Regions from separate parts of the Homo sapiens genome. Here region 2 is linked to region 1. A link is a loop called in an ENCODE intact Hi-C map of the cell type or tissue named here. Cell type or tissue: endothelial cell of umbilical vein. All regions are shown on one strand. Each heading gives the region's core, and the rest is flanking DNA. Links, peaks and the distances in the headings are about the cores only.

What was found. Peaks named below come from ENCODE experiments on the same cell type or tissue, not always from the same donor. Only the 100,000 strongest peaks of a DNase experiment are listed, where the experiment ranks them.
Region 2: it touches region 1 in a loop (15-fold over the local background); 1 of 110 quality-filtered maps calls a loop at or near these places.

The regions. Positions count from the first base shown.
Region 1 is chr2:36,318,215-36,326,535 of GRCh38, reverse strand. No RefSeq gene overlaps it. Among named protein-coding and RNA genes, the nearest start is that of CRIM1-DT, 33 kb to the left of the region's middle. In endothelial cell of umbilical vein, for the core only: CTCF peaks have their summits at 3,981 and 4,182 (motif pointing right); a DNase peak (open chromatin) is centred at 4,215; H3K27me3 peaks cover 299 bases.
Region 2 is chr2:35,890,873-35,899,193 of GRCh38, reverse strand. No RefSeq gene overlaps it. Among named protein-coding and RNA genes, the nearest start is that of MIR548AD, 420 kb to the right of the region's middle. In endothelial cell of umbilical vein, for the core only: no CTCF peak of the experiment used is centred there; a DNase peak (open chromatin) is centred at 4,373.

The DNA of each region.
Region 1 (8,321 bases), core at 3,070-5,569:
GAAATGCGTGTTTCCTCAGACACACACCGTGTGTGTGTGCACTCACGCACCCCCCACACAGATGTCTTTAAACAGCCTGTTCTTCTGCCTTCTGTGTCTCCTCAAGAAACACGCAGGAAACAGGCAGCAATCAAACAAGCTGCCAGCTAAGCACCAGGTGATTCTCTGTTTGAATTAGACAGGTTGGAGCAGAGAATCAGGGAGGTGAGAGGAATGGAAGACAGAATCACATTATCTCTCAGCTGCATGGAAAATTGTATTGTGGCATCCATGCATAAGGAAGGATAAGGAAGGGAAGTATTACCTCAGTGGCCAATAAAGCTAGAAGGCTGTTTGAACTTGTTGTATATATTCAAAGTCACATTGGGACCTTGAATATAATATTCCTAAAGAGAATAGTGCATGTCAATGGAGGAAGGAAGAACATTTGTCTTCCAGGATCTGATATCCTCCAGGCACACCGGGATTCTTTACCTGTCAATGGCAGATAAATTTGATACACACACACACACACACACACACACACACACACACACAGTCACAGTTGCCTCTTTATATATTTATTTTTCTTCCATGATTTTACCTCAAAAATTAGAAATATATTCCAAACTTTTCTAGTAAAATAATTCTAGGAATATCTAAACTTTTCTTGTATTGTTTTATATTTCAAATTAATGCCTCTTCTTAGAAATCAAGTTTTCTAAATTTACTGTTTTATTTTTCTTAAGTTATCTTCTTGATGCAAGAAGAGGCTCATAGGTTTTTTTCTGAAGAATTTCTGTATTATCTTTAACTCAACTTTTGATAAATATTGAATGACTTTGAATTCAAATTGCTCATTTCTGATGTAAAAAGCACCAAGTAGAAGATTTTGTGCATATTTTAAAAGAAGTGAGCTGAGTATTCTTCCAATCAGCAGAGTTGGGGATAGGGATTAAATTCTCTGAGGACAGCTGAAGAACCTGAGAAGGAAGGACACATGCCCACAATGAAAGGCCACTCTTCCCCTGACACCTTTCCTGGAAACATGCACAAAAAGGTGAGGAGTGGGACTCCTGGTTTGGGCCAAAATTCTCCTCAAGAAGCAGTTTTGTTTTCACTCCAGTTCATTGAAGAATAATATTCAAGACCCCAGAACTTGGGTACTTAATCATGTCCACAATGTTATCAGTCTAAAAATATTTTGTAAGAGGTATAACCAAGTGCCCATGTGGGATATACAATAATGTGGTAAAACACCAGTAGAATGTATTACCTTGGGCAGTCTAAGAATTACCTACAAATTGTCCACCTGATTTCTTGAATGAACTACTTTTCTATAGGTTTTGTTTTTTTTTCTAATGTTTGACTGTAACTCTTTGGTGTAGAAAGTAGGGCTGACTGTCTATTAAGACCAATAAATGCATGACAGTAGAATGAAGCCATCTGTATGTATGAGAATGCTTATCTTTATTATTTTATTTTATTTTTTGAGAATGGGGAGTACATGCATCCAGGTCTTTGAAAACAAAAATGAAAAATCAACCACTGTATGACAACATTGATTAAAAGGACCATCAAACTGATACTCATTTTACCCCATTTGAAATTATTTCTTCAAAAAGATCTTTAAAATAACATTAAAAATATTGCTAACAACCATAAACCGAACCATATGGTAAGACACAGGTTCTGTATTCATTTTATCTTATTTTACTTATTGTTACTTTTAATATTAGATTCAGGGGTTACATGTGCAGGTTTGTTACAATGTATTCACTTAAAAATGGTGAATCTTTATTGAGCTAATGCAATGTAGGGCAGAACTGACTGGTCATGGAGTCAACAGTGCTCTAAAGGGAAAATTTAAAGATGACAAAAACATGAAACTATAAAAAGTAGAGAAAAAATGTATGTAAAGTTTTGGGTTGAACAGGTTTGATGCTCATTAAAAAAACTGCAATGCATTTTGGGGTTGAAAAACTTACAAAGTAATGGGTTGGGAGAGGTCTTCTAAGTCCAACCAGATAGAGTCATGCCTGTAGAGATGACGAAGAGAAACACATTTGTCAATCATCAGAGTCCACCTTTCAATTTTGTGGACAGAAAGTATTCTCTGAATCCTATTTGGCATGAGCTTTTAAAATCAATTATAAAATGTAATGAATTGTTACCAGGTCTCAGGTAAAAATTGGCCTGGGACTTGCAAAGTTTGGGGCCAGTTAACCTTTAGTTTATAAAGCTGGGAAAACCAATTCTCCCAGGTTTCTACTAGGATGTGTATCAGGTGAAATTCACCCCCAATATTTCATGTAGATTCTTTTCTATTTTCCCTAAGTGTCAGCCAGTCTGAGAAATAAAGGGAAAGAGCACAAAAGAGAGAAATTTTAAAGCTGGGTGGCTGGAGGAGACATCACATGTCGGCAGGTTCCGTGATGCCCCCCGAGCCGTAAAACCAGCAAGTTTTTATTAGTGATTTTCAAAAGGGGAGGGAGTGTACGAATAGGGTGTGGGTCACAGAAATCACATGCTTCACAAGGTAATAAGATATCATAAGGCAAATGGAGGCAGGGCAAGATCACAGGACCACAGGACTGGGGCGAAATTAGAATTGCTAATGAAGTTTCAGGCATGCATTGTCATTGGTAACATCTTATCAGGAGACAGGGTTTGAGAGCAGACAACCAGTCTGACCAAAATTTATTAGGTGGGAATTTCCTCATCCTAATAAGCCTGGGAGCGCTACAGGAGACCAGGGCTTATTTCATCCATCAGCTATGACAATAAAAGACAGCCATCCCCAAAGCGGCCATTTCAGAGGCCTCCCCTCAGGACACATTCTCTTTCTCAGGGATGTTCCTTGCTGAGAAAAAGAATTCAGCAATATTTCTCCCATTTGCTTTTGAAAGAAGAGAAATATGGCTCTGTTCTTCCTGGCTCACTGGCAGTCAGAATTTAAGGTTATCTCCCTTGTTCCCTGAACATTGCTGTTATCCTGTTCTTTTTTCAAGGTGCCCAGATTTCATATTGTTCAAACACACGTGCTCTACAATTTGTGCAGTTAACGCAATCATCACAGGGTCCTGAGGTGACATACATCCTCCTCAGTTTACGAAGATGACGGGATTAAGAGATTAAAGTAAAGACAGGCATAGGAAATCACAAGGGTATTGATTGGGGAAGTGATAAGTATCCATGAAATCTTCACAGTTTATGTTCGGAGATTGCAGTAAAGACAGACATAAGAAATTATAAAAATATTAATTTGGGGAACTAATAAATGTCCATGAAATCTTCACAATTTATGTTCTTCTGCCATGGCTTCAGCCAGTCCCTCCGTTCGGGGTCCCTGACTTCCCGCAACAGATGTGAGCTAATTTATTTTAACTTCTCCCACCAAATTCTTTCCTCCAGTATTATTTTCCAGCATCTACTCTTATTACCTGTTTTGGTGGCCAAACTCAGTCATGTGTATTATAATTTTTTGATCCCCCAAATGGAATTTATAAGATTTAAGTCTGATACCTTCTAGTTGGCTTCCCTCCATTTTCATTTTGTGTGTTACCTAAAAAGAAGTTCTTGTCAACGTAGACCCTTGGAAGCCAAATTCAAAATTTTCTGGAGCCTTCTTTAGAAGATAATCTATTGGTAGGAGGAAGTACAAACACCTCTCTTAATGTACCATGGAGGAGTTTTCCAGTGGTTCCTGGAGAGCAATCAATTACCAGGATAAATTCAGATTTCCCAAGTACATTATACACTTCTCAGCCCCTTAACTTCTCCAGTCCAACCAGGAGTACAGATGGGCTAGTGGAAAAGTTCACCGGGTGAAGTGTTAAAGGCAGAGTGGGATCTTGTGGAGATGAACTCTGGCATAAACTCAGAAGACTCCAACTACAGAAGCCACTGATTCTTTGAATTCTGATGGATTGGATACTTTGCTTTGTTGCTGCCTTTTCTATTCCATATTTGGACAAAATTATTGCTCTCACACATCAGAATCATTGTTCCTTTCTAGTTGGTGACATCTATGGGCTGCTCAGATATTAAATATTAATGGTCAGAAAGATGTGGTATTGGAATCAAGACCAATTAACAACTCAGTTTTTTCATAGTTTAGGAATCTGTAGGAAGAAGAAAGGATGCTTCGCGAAGCCTGAAACACACACACATACACGTTCTTCTTACTCTTGCTACTAAAGGAGTTCTGGAGACCACTAGGTGTCAGTCTGCACAGATCCCTACACTGGTGGATGCAAAGGCAAGAAAGAATTCTATTCCTTGGAAAAGCTGTTCTTTCCCTTGGGAGACAAAGGCACAATACCACACACAATGAGTTTGATTTCCTCTTCCTTGCCAGAGAAAGTCTTTTATTTAGATCAGAAAGAAAACCCTCTTGGGTCCCTTCTCACATCAATCTTCTTCTTCTTCTTTTTTTTTTTTTTTGAGTTTAGAGCAAGGAAAAGCTGTTTCTTCATGAAGAAACACATGTTGAAAGCTGAAGAGTCACGTATGGGGTCTTCCTGTAGGAGTCACACCCAGTCAGGTGCAGCATCTTCTTAGATTCCTGAGCTCTTCTCAGCAGAGCAAACTTTAAGAGAAGAAGGCCACTTTCATGGTGTAATTTGAAGCTATGACTGCAAGTATTTCCCCTGCCTCAAATATCCACTCATCAGTGGGCTCTTCCTACCTGGAGTGATGTTTGCTGTTTGCACCAATGAACTCTTATCCCTGGGTTATGTACATTATGTAAGTAAAAACATTCTTGCTTAGATGTATATGCTACATGGTGCTCCTCAAGAGCACATTAACGTTAAATCCAGTTATGTCACAATATTGTTTTAAGTTATATTATCTATATATCCCCTTGAAAGACACAGAGAGTATAGATTTGAGGGTGTATGTTTCAATTAATAAAGATAATGGGAAGAGGGACAGGTCTTGATCAAGGCAATCAAACTGGACAAGATTAGGCTATAGGAAACAGAGAGACCAATTTGATCAGGGAGCAAAGAGGGACACTATTCTCTATCCTTGCTCAAAGTTACTTATCTTTCTATCTTTATTACTCTTCTATGGGCACCCCTTTTCTCTCAACTAATTTGGAAGATCCAGAATGATCCCTATTTGGGATTATTTAATTCATTAAATTGTTGATAAAGTGCACAAAAAGGAAGGGTAATATGTGTTTTCCATGCACTGGGCACTATATTTTGTTATGCAGCAGTAGAAAACGAATGCGTCTGGTGTATCAGAAGCTGATGGAAAGTGATTTGTTTATACCTTTATGAGTTTAAACATTTTTATGGTATGTATGCATTACTTTTGTTTTATTGTATATTTTTAAAATTTATTAAACTTCAAGTGGACATAATTGAGTTGTGGTTCTCAGTTCACAGTTAATGTTACTGTTAATTGTGAAATGTCCCTATCTTATTTTTTTATTTCCTCTTCATCCTGTGTCTACTTCTCCTACCTGATAGACATCAATTTATAGATTTGTATATATGTAATATATATACAAATATATATATTTTATGCACATATATAATATATACAAATATATATATTCGTATATAAATACATACAAATATATATATTCGTATATCAATATATACGAATATATATATTTGTATTGTATATATTGATATACAAATCAAATATATTATATACTTGTTTACATATATATGCAAAGATACACATGAATCTTTATAAAATGTATAGTGGTATTGGTGGATGTGTGTGTTTTTAATATACATAAGCAAAAATTTGGCTATAAGTTTCATTCTGCTTCTGATTTTTCTGTATTAACTAGGCTTATAATATCTATTAATGTTGTCTATCATTCAACATATGCCCAGGAATGGGACTGCTGGACTGTATGTGTTATGTTACTTAATTTCACTAGGTACTAACAGATTGTTTCCTGAATGGCTGTAACACATGCTATGCCCACAGCAGTGCACAATGATTCTCCCAATACTTGTGTGATCTGACTATATGAATATTATCTTACATTAAAACCCAAGTTTATCATCACCAAAATTCATGCTCTTATTATATTTGATAGTCATGCAAGTTCTGCAGATGTTCAAAGACACATTTTTAAAGATGAAAAGTATAAATACTCAAAAGTACCACGTATTACTGTAAGAAGTTAAAAGACAGGTCATTATCTGAATATTTTTTGGTCCATTACTGTTTGTTGTTCTCCCTCCACTTCCTCTGACCTGATTGTGAGAGAAAAACAGGGGTGTGGAAAGAGATACGCTTGGAATATTGCACTGAAATATCAGGGAAACAGGCATATGTGTGTATAGACATAGACACATACACGCAACAGGGGTAAAGGAAGAGCGGCTACGAGTTTAAAGTAAAAAGAAGCAAGAGTGACATATAGTAACAAAAGAGGATGTTTTCTTTTAAACATTGAGAGTGAAGGTGGTGAGAGTAGGATATATGGAAGGGATTAAAAAATCGAAATATAAGAGATGCACAAATTTTCAGGGTACTTGTGATAGTTTGATACATTCATATAATGTGTAAAGATTTTCTTTTTTTTTCTTTTTCTTTTTTTGAGACGGAGTCTTGGTCTGTCGCCCAGGCTGGAGTGCAGTGGCGGGATATGGGCTCACTGCAAGCGCCGCCTCCCAGATTCATGCCATTCTCCTGCCTCAGCCTCCCAAGTAGCTGGGACTACAGGCACCCGCCACCACACCCGGCTAATTTTTTTTGTGTTTTTAGTAGAGACGGGGTTTCACCATGTTAGCCAGGATGGTCTCGATCTCCTGACCTCATGATCTGCCTGTCTCGGCCTCCGAAAGTGCTGGGATTACAGGCGTGAGCCACCGCGCCCGGCCTGTGTAAAGATTTTCAAATCAGGGTAACTGAGATATTCATCATCTTAAATATTTATTTTTTTCTTGATTCTAGGAACATTTGAATTATTCTTTTCTAGCTATTTTGATGGAAGGGGTTTTTAATATGAGCTTTTATGTATGTATGGTGTGAGGGGGAGGCAGAACTTCTGCTTCATTGGGTTGCTGAAGCCATCTCCATATACAGAGCTTAACATTGGAAATTTAATACATCTGCAGAGCAATAATTAGTACTGTTGTTCTTGTGTGTTTGGGGAGATGAGGAAAAGGTAGAATACAATGACTGAATTAAGTTTTAGGGTCATGTCAGCATGACCAATTTCTTCTTTGCTTTTTTCCTTTTGGGCTAAATTGTCCAGGTGTTGGAAAAGAAACTTGTAACCAGAATCTACTCAATACCAAATATTATGTTGTAATTACTAGGCATGCCAAGTTTAAATAAATATCACCAAATCTGCTTATCTGAAGCACATAAAATGTGGGCTTTTAAAAGAAATTAAGGTCTGTATAGGTTTTTCTTTCCTGAAAAATCTTGTTTAAAAACGTATTTTAAAATAGCAATTTGTCTTTTACCAATTTGATGACTGATTTAAGTGTAACTGTCTTATGTAAATCAGTAGCAAGAAGTATGCATTCTGTGTTGTAGTTAAATGATAATCCATGCTAATGGAAGGGACTGAAATTTAGATAATTGCAACCAATGACTAACCAAAGGAAAAAAAATAGTAGACACCTTTTTGAAATGCAGTTACCTAAACACACACTCGCACCTTAAAAGCAGCAGCCTGACTCTCTCAGGGATGTGGTCTCCTCTAAGTCACCTGGGGCCTAAAAATAAGGCCCATGTCCACTGTCCCCTGCATTAGTGTTGCTGATGGAACAATAGAGGCACTAGAGGGGAAGGTTCAAGGTGGACCTGGAAGTTCACTCTGTTTCAGCTCCATCTGGTGGTTGATTCTCCCCAACTTCTTGTCATGTGACTGTCCAGATTCTATTTAAATATCTCCAAGGATTGAAAGTTCACTGCATCTCAAAATAGCCTATTCCACTTTCAGACAATAAATAGAAAGATCTAAGGTTGCTATATTTAAGCATACATTTGTACACATTTGATATCCTACAATTAGTCCTATTTTTGACCATTTGGGTAACACAGGAAAAAAAAAAATTTCTACTTATTTCTAGTGATAGCATTTGGAAGGCATCTGCCATTTCAATCCCAAAGGTTTCCCTTTGTTAAGCAAAATATTGAGATTTCACAAATCTCCTGTGTTTGAGGTTTATTCACTATCTTGATTATTATTCTCTGGACACATTTTTTTTAATGGTCCTCAAAGTGTAGCACTTAAAACCAAGGATAACACCCAAAGAATAATAAGAAACTGAGAAGAGGGGAAATCTCTCAGAATAAGACAGGGTCAGGGATGTGGGTAAGTATAAGTCTGGGATGTTAAATTGTTTTAG
Region 2 (8,321 bases), core at 3,371-5,870, 430 kb after region 1:
ATTGATAATCATTATAGGAGATTTTAATATAACTTTTTCCGTAACTCATAGAATAAGCAGACAAGAAAAGATATTCACTAACACATACACTGAGTAACACACTTAACAAACTTGATCAAATTTACATACATAGAACCTTATATGCAACAATCACAAAATATGTAGTAATTTTAAGCATACATAGATATTTGCAGAAATTGATAGTATGCTATCCCACTGGATAAAAAGAGGGACTGAAATTCTACAGAGTATATTTTCTCATCACAAAACAATTCATTTAGAAATCAAAAAGCAAAAGGGTATATAGGAAACCCCAACATATTTGAAAGTAAGCAATCATTTTTAGATAACTCATGGATTAAAAAATTAAAATGGAAATTAGATAACACATTGAAATAAAAGTCAAAATGCTAAATCCCAAGCTTTGTGGGGTGCGGCTAAAGCCATAAGTAGAAATTGATAGCATAAGGAATAATAAACTTACAGAAAGTAGAAGGAAGCAAACAACAGAGAAAACAACACAACTTACTCCATATAATACAATCACATAATAGAGATTTTAAGGGAGGCCATCACCAGAACTATTAAAGAAATTTCAAAGAAAACATAAGAATCTTACACAAAACAATGCTAATAAATATTAACATTTATATGAAATGAACACATTCTAAGAAAAATACGACTTAACTCTGGCACAATAAAAAATACATATTTTTAGTCATATATTTTTTAAAGAACTCGGATTTAAAATCCTTCACACACACACACACTCACCAACACAGAGAGGCCCCAAAGCTTCACCAGAAAATTCTAACAACTATTTAAGAAGTATTTCTAATTCTTATACAAATTCTTCCAGGATTAAAAAACAGATGAAAGTTCCTCAATTCATATTTTGAAGGCTACATAACCTTATTTCCAAAATCTGAAACATTTTACAAGAAAAGAGAATTATCGACCAATTTCTGTCATGAACGTAGATATTAAAACCCTAAATAAAATATGAGTAAGCCAAGTCTATTTATAAATAAAAAGAATAATAAATCACAACTAAGTTCAGTTTGTTTCAGGGTGCAAAGTTGGTTTTACAACATATGAAAAAATGTAATTATCACATTATCCTGACAATGAAGAAAAATCATGAGATTATCTCATTAGCTACAAAAGGAACATTTGTTATCATTCAATATCCAGTTATGATTGAAATTCACAAATCAGGAAAACGAGAGAACTTTAATAAAGTGTATCTTACCGAAAACTTAGAGCTAGCATTGCATTTAATTGCACAACCTGGGAAATATCTTCTTGGTGGCCAGAAAACAGAAGACTGCATGCTATCATCATTTAAACTTCCAGTGTTGCATTAGAGGAAACTAAATGTGTAACTACTGTGAAAGAAGAACTAAAAGTGTAAAACAAAAACAAAAAACCTAAATACCACTCTACAACTTACAACTTGGCAAAATTTTAAAGTTGAAAGCATCAAATATTGGTGAATTTGTAGAGCAAAACGAACTTTCATAAATTAATAATGAGGATATGAAATGGTAATGGTCACTTTGGAAAGCAGCTTGACACTATCTGGAAGACATTAAAAACACACATTATATGATCTAGCAGTCTCCGTTCCATGTATGTATAAGAACTAGGAAACATGGACAAGAATGTTCAGAGCAAGGCTGTTCATTATACTCTCAAAATGGAAATGCCCAAATGTTCATCAACATTAGAATGGGTAAACAAACTATTGAATATTCATTCATAAAAATGCTAGACTTCAATATATGCAGTTACATGCAAAAGGTGAATAAACCTTTACAATATAAAGTAAAAGAAGCCAGACTTTAAAGTTACTGTATGATTCAATATACCAATTTCAAAAACAGGCAACAGACTAAGCCATGGTGTTTTGAGATCTACAATTAGATAGTGACACTGTAAAAAAAAGTGAATTTCAGAATATTTAGTAGTATGGTTAACATGGGGGGTAGGGAGGACTTTATGATGAAGAAAGACCACCCAGGGGGCTTCCAGATGCTGGCCATGCACTGGTTCTTGATATGGGTGGGGCAACCAGGATGTTTATTTTCACAATTTGTTATTTTGTATATTTGTCTTTTTGCATTTTCTGTCTGTTATATAATTATAATTTTAAAAATAAGGCTGTGTAGAAAGACCAAAGACATAAAATAAATAACAACTGACAAGGAAGAAATACTAATCTCTGTATTAGAGAATAACGTATGGTTATGTATGTTGAATATTTTTAGAAATCTAAGGAGTCTCTAGCTCCTGGAGTGGCTAGGAGGGAAACTGAAGAGGTAAGCAGAAGGCAAGTACAGTGGAATGTTACTGAAGCACTTTTATTAAAAAAGTGACTTGAACAAACTTAGAATTAGCTTGAAAATGCTGTTTTAAACTTGGCTTGAGGTGCCAAGACTTTTCTCCTTAACTGGATGTTAAATGCTTCTAGTTTCTCTCTGGCTACAGTCCCTAGTAAAGGGGCCTTTTTCATGGTATGGTCTCAATAACCGTTTGTAAATTGAGTTTACTAAGAAACAGGAGAAAGGCAAAGCAAGATGGCTGAATAGAAGCCTCCAGCAATCGTCCCCCACCATCTCCACAGGAACACCAAATTGAAAAAGCAGCACACAAGAAAGTGCCAAAAGAACCAAAAATCAGATGAGTGATCACAGTACCTGGTTTTAACATCATATTAAGGCAAGAGGCACTGAAGATGGTAGGAAAGACAGTCTTGAATCCCCTACAATATCCCTCCTCCATCTCCCAGCAGCATCTTTGTGGCACAGGAAGATAATCTGTGTGCTTGGGGGAGGCACAGTGGCGCGACTGTGGGACTTTGTGTTGGAACTCAGTGGTTTCCTGTCACAGCAGAAAGCAACATGGGGCAAAACTCATCCAGTGCCCACGGAGGGAGCATCTAGACCTTCCCTAGCCAGAGGTGAATAATCCATCCCAGCAGCGGGAACCTGAGTTCCAGCAAGCCTCACCATCATGGGCTAAAAGGCTATGGGGTCCTACATAAACTTGAAAGGCAGTCTAGGCCACAAGGACTGCAAGTCCTGGGCAACTCCTGGTGCTGTGGGTTTGGAGCCAGTGGGCTTAGGCTGCAAGCAACCTAGTGAGACACCAGCTGGGGTGGTCAAGGGAGTGCTTGTGTACCTTCCCCCAAGCCCAGGTAGTACAGCTCACAGCTCCAGGAGAGATTCCTTCCCTCTGACTGAGGAAAGGAGAGGGGAGAGTAAAGAGGACTTTGTCTTGCAACCTGGATACCAACTCAGCCACAGTAGGATAGGGCACCCAGCAGAGCCCAGAGGCCCCCATTGCGGGCCCTAGCTACAGGACTACATTCCTAAATGTAGTCCTATCCCCCTGGGATAGGGATAGAAGGGGATCCTCTGCCTTGAAGGGAAGGGACCCAGTCCTGGTAGGATTTATTAGGCTCCTGCTGTGTAAAGAGCCTTTGGACCCTAAATAACCAGCAGTGGTAGCCAGGCAGTACTCAATGCAGGCCTTGGGTGAGACTCAGAGGTGTGCTGGCCTCAGGTGTGATCCAACACATTCCCAGCTGTGGTGCTATGGGGAGAGTGTCCATTTGGTTGAGGAAATGAGAGGAAAGAGTAAAGAAGACTTTGTCTTGCAGCTTGGGTACCAGCTTGGTCACAGTGGGGTAGAGCATCAAGCCACTTCCTGGGGTCCCCAATTCCAGACCTTGGCTATTGGATGACATTTCTGGACCTGCTTTGGGACAGGGGGGAGCCCACCCTTCCCTGAAGAAAGAGACTCAGGCCTGGAAGCATTCACCACAAACTGACTGATGAGCCCTTTGGCCTTGAGTGAACATTGACTGTAACCAGTCAGTACTTGCTGTGGGCCAGAGGCAGTGGTGGCCACAGGGAGAGATTTTTCTGCTCGAGGAAAGGGGAGGGAATAGTCAGAAGGACTTTGTCTTGTAGCTTGGGTGCCAGCTCAGCCACAGTAGAGTAGAGCACCAGGTAGATTCCTAAGGTTCCTGATTTCAGGCCTTCGCTTCCAGATGGCATCCTCAGACTTGCCTGAGGCTGGGGAAACTCACTGCCATGAAGGCAAGAACACAAGCCTGGATGTATTTGCCACCTGATCACTGTCAAGCCCTTGGGCCACAAGTGAACACTGGCAGTAGCCAGACTGTGGTTACTGTGGGCCTTGGGCAAGACACACACACACACACACACACACACACACACACACACACACACTCACACTCACTATCTGTTTGGGGGAAAGTATGGGAAGACAAGAGTCTTTGCTTGGTAATCCAGGGAATAGTTCCAGATCTTACCCAGGACCACCAAGCCAGTATATCTGTGAGTCTGCAAGAGCCACAGCATTACTGAGCTTGGAGTGCCCCCTAAAGCAGATATAGCTATAGTGACCAAAGATTTAGATCACAATGCCCAAGTCCCTTCAAATACCTGGAAAGCCTTCCCAGGAAGGCTGGGTAAAAGCAAGCCCAGACTGTGAAGACTACAATACATACATAACTCTTCAGTGCCCAGACACTGACAAACATTTACAAGCATCAAGACCATCCAGGAAACCATGACCTAACCAAATGTACTCAGTAAGTCACCAGTGACCAATCTTGGAGAGACAGAAATGTGACCATTGAGATGGAGAATTCAAAATTGCTGTTTTGGGAAAGTTTAACAAAATTTAATACACCAAAGAGAAGAAACTCAGAATCCTACCAGATAAATTTAACACCAAGTTTCAAATTATTAAAAGGAATCAAGTAGAAATTCTGGAGCTGAAAAATTGACAGGCTCAAGAATGCATCAGAATCTCTTCATAGCAGAATTGATCAAGCATAAGAAAGAATTAGTGAACTTTAAGACAGACTATTTGAAAGCACACAGTCATAGGAGACAAAAGAAAAAATAAAAGGAATCAAGCATGCCTATAAGATCTAGAAAATGGCCTGAAAAGGGCAACTTTAAGAAGTATTGACCTTAAAGAGAAGGTAGAGAGAGAAATTGGATTATAGAGTTTATTCAAAGGGATAATCACAGAAAACTTGGCAAACCTAGAGAAAGATGCCAATATTCAAGTACAAGAAGATTGCATAACACCAAGCAGATTTAATTCAAATAGGACTACCTCAAGCCATTTAATAATCAAACTCCCAAAGGTCAAGAATAATGAAAGGATCCTAAATGCAGCGAGAAAAGAAACAAATAACATACAATAGAGCTCCAATATGTCTGGCAGCTGACTACTCAATGGAAACCATATAGGGAGGAGAAAGTGACATGACATATTTAAAGTGTAGAAGGAGAAAAACTATTGTCTTAGAATAGTACATCAGCAAAGGTATTCTTCAAACATGAAGGATAAATAAAGACTTTCCCAGAAAAACAAAAGCTAAGAAATTTCATCAACACTGGGTGGGTCTGTCCTACAAGATATGCTAAAGGGAATTCTTCACGCTGAAAGAAATGGACATTAATGAGCAAAAAAAAAAAAAAAAAAAAAAATCATCTGAAGGTACACAACTCACTGGTAATAGTAAGTGCACAGGAAAACAAAATTGTGTAACACTGTAATTGTGGTGAATAAACTACTCAAATCATTAGCAGAAATTCTAAAAATAATACTCTAACAAATTTTCAGTATAATAAAAGTAGAAACAACAAGGGGTTAAAAATCAGGGGAATGCAGTTAAACTATGCAGTTTTTATTAGTTTTCTCTTTACTTGTTTGTTTTTTTGTTACCCAATTAGTGATAAATTGCCATCAGTTTAAAATAAGGGATTATCAGATATTATTTGCAAGCCTCATGGTTACCTCAAATAAAAAAACATACCACAGATCCACAAAATATATAAAACATGAAATTAAAACATGCCATTTGAGAATATCACTTTCACTAAAAGGAAGAGAGAAAGGAAAGAAAGAAGTAAGAGAAGACCACATGACAACCAGAAAACAAATAACAAAATGGCAAGAGTAATTCCTTACTTATCAGTAATAATATGGAATGTAAATGGAATAAACTCTCCAATTAAAAAAATAGAGTAGCTGAATGAATAAAAAAAAAGACCTAAACATCTGTTGCTTACAAGAAACACACTTCACCTATGAAGAGACACATAGACTGAAAATAAAGGCTTGGAAAAGGATATTCCATGCCAATAGAAACCAAAATGGAGAAAGAGTAGCTATACTTATATTATACTAAATAGATTTCAATGCAAAAACTAGAAAAAGAAATAAAGTAGGTCATTGTACAGTGACAAAGGAGTCAATTTAGCAAGATAATGTAGCAATTGTAAATATATATGTGCTCAACTCTTGAGCACCCAGGTATGTAAAGCAAATATTATTAGAGCTAAAGAGAGTGACAGATCCCAGTGCAATACTAGCTGGAGACTTTAACAACTTACATTCAGCACTGGACAGATGAGTCAGATGGAAAATCAACAAATAAACATCAGACTTAATCTGCATTATAGGCCAAATGGACCTAATAGATATTTATAGAACATTTCATCCAATGGGTGCAGAACACACATTCTTTTCCTTAGCACATAGATTATTCTCGAGAATAAATTATATGTTAGGTCACAAAACAAATCTTAAAAATTTTTTAAAATTGAAGTCCTATCAAGTATCTTCTTTGTCCACAATGGAATAAAACTGGAAATCAATAATCAAAGGAATTTGGGAAACCATACAAACACATAATAGTTAAACAATATGTTCCTGAATGACCAGTGGGTCAATGAAGAAGTTAACGAAGTTGAAAAATTTCTTGAAACAAATGAAAATGGAAACACAACATACCAAGAGGTATGGGATACAGTGAAAGCAATACAAAGAAGAAGGCTTACAGCAATAACTGTCTATAAAAAAGCAGAGAAACTTCAGATAAAACAACCTAATGATAAATCTTAAATAACTAGAAAAGCAAGAGCCAACCAAAATGAAAATTAGAAGAAAAGATAATAACGATCACAGCAGAAATGAAAGTGAAACAAAGAAATCAGTACAAAAGATCAACCAAATGAAGAGTTGGGTTTTATGAAACTGAGAAACCTTTAGCCAGACTAAGAAAAAAAGAGAGAAGATCCCAATAAATAAAATCAGAGATGAAAAAGGAGACATTACAACCAATACCACAGAAATTCAAAAGATCATTAGTGGCTACTATGAGTAATTATATGTCAATAAATAAAAAAATCTAGAAGAAACGGATTAATTCCTAGACACATACAACCTACCAATGTTGAACCATGAATAAATCCACAACTTAAATAGACCAATAACAAGTGATGAGATGAAAGCCATAATAAAAGTTCTCCCAGCAAAGACCAGGACACAATGACTTAACTGCTGAATTTTTCAAACACTTAAAGAAGAACTAATACCAACTCTAACTATTCTGAAAAACAGAGGAAGTGGAAATACTTCTGAACTCATTCTTTGAGGCCAATATTAGCATGATACCAAAACCAGACAGAGGCACCTCAAAAAAAAGAAAAGTACAGGCCATTATCCCTGATGCAAATATCTTCAATAAAATATTAGCAAACTGAATTCAACCACATATTAAAAAGACAATTTATTATGACAAAGTGGGATTTATCTCAGGGATGCAAGGACAGTTCACCATATGCAACTCAATCAGTGTAATATATCATATCAACAGAATAAAAGACAAAAGCACCTGATATTTTTGATTGATGCCGAAAAAGCATTTAGTAAAATTCAACATCCCTTCAGGATAAAAAATCTTAAAAAATTGGGTATAGAATTTTAACATTATAAAAGCTGTATATGACAGACCCTCAGCTAGTTTCATACTGAATGGGGAAAAACTGAAGCCTTTGCTCTAAGATCTGGAACAAGACAAAGATGCCCACTTTCACCACTATTATTCAGCATAGTACTGGAAGTCCTAGCCACAGCAATCAGACAAGAGGAAGAAATGAAGGACATCTGCATTGGAAAGGTAGAAGTCAAATAATCCTTGTTTGCAGAAGATAAAATCTTACATTTGTAAAACCCTAAAGACTCCCCCAGATAACTATTAGAACTGATAAAGAATTTCAGTAAAAGTTGCAAAATCAACATACAAAAATCAGTAGCACTTTTATATTCCAACAGTGAACAATCTGAAAAATGAGGAAAGTAATCTAATTTATAATAGCTACAAATAAAACAAAACACATAGAAATAAGCTTAACAAAGAAGTAAAAGATATCTATACTAAAAACTGTAAAGCACTGATGAATGAAATTGAAGATGACATACAAAAA